Linked DNA regions of Mus musculus: region 2 is linked to region 1. Evidence: chromatin loops called from intact Hi-C (ENCODE). Cell type or tissue: left cerebral cortex. All regions are shown on one strand. Links, peaks and the distances in the headings refer to the core of each region. The heading gives the core; the rest is flanking DNA.

Region 1 (2,924 bases), core at 142-2,641:
GACAGTGACCAAGTGTTATCAAATCCTATGGACTTGAGATATTGATCCTTGACATGGCCAAATCCGTATCAACAGTGCACATTCACTTCACCCACACCATACCCATCCACTCAGAGCTTCCTTGGCTCACCACACCTAAATGATCATTCTTTCTCTAAGGAAATGACTTTGCACTCAGTGAAAATCAGCTGAATGAATGTGTGACATTCTATTCCTGGACTCTCTGCTCTTCTGTTTCATTGATTTATTTCTCTGTCTTGATACAACTGCCTCGCTGTTTTGATTATTGAAGTTTTATAAGTCCTGAAGTCAGATAGTTTGAATCTTGTAGTTTTTTCTTTTCAAATGTGCGTTGTATGTTTTAGGTCCTTTGCAAATTCATATAGATTTTAGAGACAGTTTATTTATTTTCTGTACATTTTGCTGCAGTCTGGTTTTGTTTGCTGAGATAGCCCAAGTTGCCATTAGACTCAAAATACCCCCGTCTCACCCTCTGAGATGCTGGGATTATAAGTATGTACCGTCATGCCTGAATTTTTTGAGATTGTAGTTGGGACCATATTAACTCATAATATACCTGGATGAAACTATTATTTTAATATTATTGAGTTCTTTTTAATCCATGAACATGACATATATTTTGTCTTTAAGTAATTTCAACTTTTGATAGGGATTCTATGTGTATATGCACCTTAGATAAAAACATTTAAATAAAAATTAAAATGATGTTTTTCCAACTGTTTCTCTCAAATTCAGAACTAGTGAAATCACCTGTATAGGTGGTTAGTTATATAAAGTAGGCTCTAAATATTCTTTTCCACACACATGGTTGATTGTGGCTGACCTCAGAGATGTAGTCACTGCAACAGAACAAAGGTCTTTCTGACTCCACTCTTCTCAAGGTAGTAGATAGGACATGGGGGAATGAAACATACATACAAAGTAAGGCTCAGGCCAAAGTTAGCAAATAGCATGACATTGTCTCAAAGAGTGTGAGAGAGATGAGGGTGAAGCCTAAAGGACACAGTGAGCCCTTTGTACTTGAACGCAGGCTAGTAGGAGAGCAAAAAAAAAAAAAAAAAGACAAAAAAACAAAAAACAAAAACAAAATCAAAAACAAAACAAAACAAAACAAAACAAAAAAAAACCCCCATGATTGTCTTCACCTTCTAGTTCCATATGAACTACTTTTAAGAAACATATCCAAACAAGTATGCTATGTTTTTACAAGTTTGACCAATCAGGTGAGTCACTTGCTTTAGAGAAGTGAATATAAAAGAAGATAACACACCACCACCACCATCACCACCAAATTCAGTGTCATCCTCCTGGGAAATGGAACTGTATTTCTTCGAAAGTCTAAAGGCAACTGATACTGTATCTCACGGTTGAGCTTCACCAAAACTCTACTCAATTTTGTAAAACACTTACACTGAATTTGTAATGGAGAAATTAAAGGACTAGAAATGAGATAAGATGAAAGCAGGTTTGGAAGAGGATTTCAAAAGACATAAAGATTTGGATATAAGGGTCTGGAAAGATGTCTCAGTGTCATACTACTCTTTCAGAAGATCTGAATTCAGTGTCCAGCACCCACATCCAATGGCTCACAATCACCCATTACTCCCGCTCAAGGGAATCTGATGCCCTCTTCTGGCTGTCAAGAGCACTGCACTCACTTAGGAATAAAAAGTACTGTATTTAAAGATTCCTACTTAATATTTTCTCACTGAGTTTTTATTTGGATTTAACGAGAGGGTTTCACTGTTTAAAATGAAACATACAGATCAATCCTAGAAAACACTTAAGAAAATATTGTTATTTCTTTAGGAGACTCTAGTAAGAAACCTAAACACTGGGGGCATGTTGTGTTTATTGCCAGATTGCAAGTGTAAGAGAATTGGCCTTTAGACTCCTAGTTAGAAATGCTCTGGTCTGTTCCCAATTGCCAGTAATCTTTTCTCTCTCTCTTGATTTTAATTTAAGTAACTTTGAAGTTACATAACCTGCCAGTATGTTTTCAGCCCGACTTTGATTGTCTCTATGTGTGTGGTGTGAACACTTAGACTTTCCCTAAGCTCCCAACACTTCCTTCACGGTGATGCATTTCGTTTTCTCAAGCATGAAATGAATTTGCATAGTCTGGACTTCCCAGACGTAATCTCTGTACTACCTGTTAGTAGTTGTGAGGTAAATAGAGACTCTGAGATTGTTTTATAAGATATGTATTGTACAGGGATCTGCTATGGTGGCTCAAATGTGTGCCTTCCAAAATTCATGTTGGAATCGAATCTCCAATGTGCTTATATGAGAGGTAGACCTGTAGAAAAATGATTAGGTCATAAGGATTCTACATTCACGAATGGAAGGATTTACCCTTATAAAACTATCATGGGAAGTGCTTTAAAATATTTTGTCTTTCTGTCTCCTGTTGTATAAGGACATAGAAAGAACCCTTTCTCTCAGTGTGGAATGTCCCAACCTCAGCCCTCTCCCAGCCTCCAGGAGTGTAAAAAATTATTTATAAATTTTGTGGGCTGTGCTATTTTGTGAAAGCATCACAAATGGACCAAGACGGGATGTTAATGATGACTAAGTGAGATAATTCATGCTAGAGACTCATCAATGCCTGGTCTATGGAAATCAATCAATACATTTTTTTAACTAACAAATAATCTCATGAGTTTATTTTTTAAATACATTATAAACAATGATAAATTAAACGTTTACAGTGACAGTGGCAGGTCTAGGCAGGAAAGAAAGGGATGAACTATTATTTACTAGCATTGGTCTTAAGGCAAAATGTACAGGAAGGCACAATCTCTGAGCTCTGTGATAAACACCCATCGTGCTTTTCAGTTTTAAAACCACAACACTGTACTACAATGCTTGATGTATATAAGTCAGTCACTTGATATTTGCAT
Region 2 (2,924 bases), core at 318-2,817, 60 kb before region 1:
TAGATTAGGTAAATAGAAAATAAATAGATAGAAGACAGAACATAAATGATGTCCTTGACATAAAAAAAAACATACATTTTTAAACACAGTTCATCAGTTCAATGTTTTAATTTCAACAATAAAAATGCCATTAGATGAATTGAAGTTTTGTGTTTGCTTGGTTTTGTTTTTTAATTTTATTTGTAATTCATTTTTTATACTCCATATTCCATTCCCCACCCCTCCCCATCCAGCCTCTGACTGCTCCACATCCCACACCTCCTCCCCACTCCACCCCTTCTCCACGTGGATGCTCTCACACCCCAACCCCACCTGACCTCTAAACTCCCTGAGGGTTTAGGTGCTTCATCTCTGATGAACACAGACCTGGGAGTCCTCTACTGTATGTGTGTTGGGGGCCTCATATCAGCTGGTGTGTGCTGTCTGTTTGGTGGTCCAGTGTTTGACTCTTACTGAGGCTATGGAATGCTCACAAAAAGGAATCTATCATGACTGCACTCTGAGGGACCCAACAAGCAGCTGAAAGAGTCAGATGCAGTTATTTGCACCCAACCAATGGACAGAAACACCTGACCCCTGTTTTGTTTTGTTTTGTTTTGTTTTGTTTGTTTTGTTTTGTTTATAACTGGAGATGGAATATAATTGTATTGCTTGGAGTGGTGGCTCATACCTGTATTCTTGGCATCAGGGAGACTGACACAGGAAGATTGCCAGGAGCTTGAGGTCGACCTGGTCTATGTAGGAAGTTCTACCCCACCCTGAAAGAAGAGAGTTAAAATGTAACATGTCCTTCACAAAGGGCTTGCCAGCTGTAACATTAATACTAGCTATTGTGTATAAAAACATCTGCAGGGCTTATAATAAGGAAGTGATGAGATGTTTCAGGTAGACAGCTGTTATAAAGTTACCTATCTTGCTGCTTTGCAAGGGTCTTTTTGTGTTAGGGCCTTTGTAGATGAAGAGAGAGGGGAAAATGAATGAAAGAGACAGGACTGGGACAGCCTGGAATGAGAGGTATAATAAAATGCATGGCTAGGTAATTTTTCACATAACTATAGGCACAGACAGTTAGAACAGTTCACTGTGATTGTGCAGTCTGGTTCCAGATTTATTGGTGGAATTAATTCCTACATTTTCTGTGTGGAGCATTATACATTCCACTCCAATCATTTTTAAATAATAAATTAATGTTAATGTATTTTTTGTTCTGGCTTAAATGAAAAGGATGAAGAGCAATTGATAGCTTTCGAGTTTTTAGAATGCCTTTCAATAAGATAAAAAGCAGAAGGCCTCCCAAGTTGCCTCTTCTAAAAACAGAAAGTAGCCATCTGCTTGCTGGGCCTGTGTGGTTATTCTACTCTCAAGTGCTGCACCAACCAGCAGACCAGGCACAGCCTGAGGCTACTTCTTGACCAAACTGGTGCTTCCACAATCATGGTCCCAAGAGTTTTAATTATGAGTTGGTTCAGTCAAGGTGTCCTCTGTAGCTATTTAGCCATGTTAATGAAGAGAAAGAAACTACTGCTAACTTTTCTAGACCAGAAGATAAAAATAACCCAATGATCTGACTAGTCAGGAGACTGCCTGGATCTCCCGACTGTGACTTCGGCTCACAGGTGGGACTAGAGAGGAAATTGCCTTGCTCTTTATAAAGCAAGTGCTATGTTGGGACTTGAGTAGAGAGGGGAATGCACCTATTTTAATTTCCTTTGTTCCTCTTTTGTAATGTCTTCCTGTATCTATTTCCTGTGGCTACATCTTCACCTATCTTTAATTGTCTGTTTGTCTTTCTGCACTGTGCAAGCGATGACTTCTTTTACGCTTTCCTTTGATTTCTAGTGAACACACTTTTTAAGGGCAAACTCTATAGCAAAGGTGACCCTTTTGTCCATGAAATACTAGACTCCGATGGTCTTTATTTAAGTTTATTGATATCTGAAAGAATGACTAAGCATTGGGAAAAAATGCTGACTCTTAATTAGTCTTAATGATTAATCCTTCATCTGCTGGCCACAGCTCCAAGGACAGCATTCTGTGCTTTGTTGCTCGGTAATTGATACAAAGCTGAAAATTCTTTTTTGGGAGATATTCATGCAGACAGTTAGCTGACAAACCCAAAAGTGCCCTCTCTAGCCATCCTCCTTCACTGTGCTTGTTAGGAAAAGTAAGCTCTCTTCTGCAGGTCCCCAGAGCTGCAAGCAGGTCTCACCATTCTAGGCAATGAGACATGAGCAGAAATCTGAGGGGAGACTGTGGAAAAGTGTGTGGTTCCCCAATGTACAGAGCAAACAAAGTCTGGGCATCTAGCTTCCTGCTTTGGATTCGAGCATGAGAGTCGTAACCATTGCTGCCATCCTCAAGGCAAAAATTATTAAATCCAAAGCCAGTGTGCTAAAGAAGACAGTGCTAAAATCAAGAAGACACCAGCTAAGTGTCTGATCACATTGCTAAACCTTCTGACTTAACTACTTACCATCATCAGTCTATTTGATGAGATGGGAAAAAACGGTCTCTTTATGCAACTTTATTTTTCTAACTGTCATTCTTGCAATTAAAATCTTTCTGATTAGTAGAGATCTTATGTCTGTGACACATGATTCATAATCTGTGTGAGGTAAATATAACACACGTTACACTTGTTTACCACTTCCTAGCTTACAGAGCTGTTATTCTTCCATACATTATCTCATTTAATATACACATGAAGATAATAAGGCAGAAATTCTTATCATTATCATAACTTTAAAGACAAGTCGATTTAAGGTCAGGGGATTTAAATAACTTGCTCAGATGCACAGATAAGGAGAGAGCACATTTTATTATTTAAATCCTTGCCCTTTGACTCCAGTTCCAAATGAAGTACAGTTTGCTCTTGTAGGAAGTTAAATTTCTTTTTTTTTTTTTGCACAGTTACTATGCTTTTA

The links. A loop is a pair of places that touch in the nucleus more often than their neighbours do. Peaks named below come from ENCODE experiments on the same cell type or tissue, not always from the same donor. Only the 100,000 strongest peaks of a DNase experiment are listed, where the experiment ranks them.
Region 2: a loop joins it to region 1, with 4 times the contacts of the local background. A loop is called at or near these places in 2 of 42 quality-filtered maps.

Annotation. Positions count from the first base shown.
Region 1 is chr11:93,094,144-93,097,067 of GRCm38, forward strand. It overlaps a transcript of Car10 not described here. Among named protein-coding and RNA genes, the nearest start is that of Car10, 2.8 kb to the right of the region's middle. In left cerebral cortex, for the core only: a CTCF peak has its summit at 1,652 (motif pointing left); DNase peaks (open chromatin) are centred at 1,656 and 2,090.
Region 2 is chr11:93,034,350-93,037,273 of GRCm38, forward strand. No RefSeq gene overlaps it. Among named protein-coding and RNA genes, the nearest start is that of Car10, 63 kb to the right of the region's middle. In left cerebral cortex, for the core only: no CTCF peak of the experiment used is centred there; a DNase peak (open chromatin) is centred at 1,359.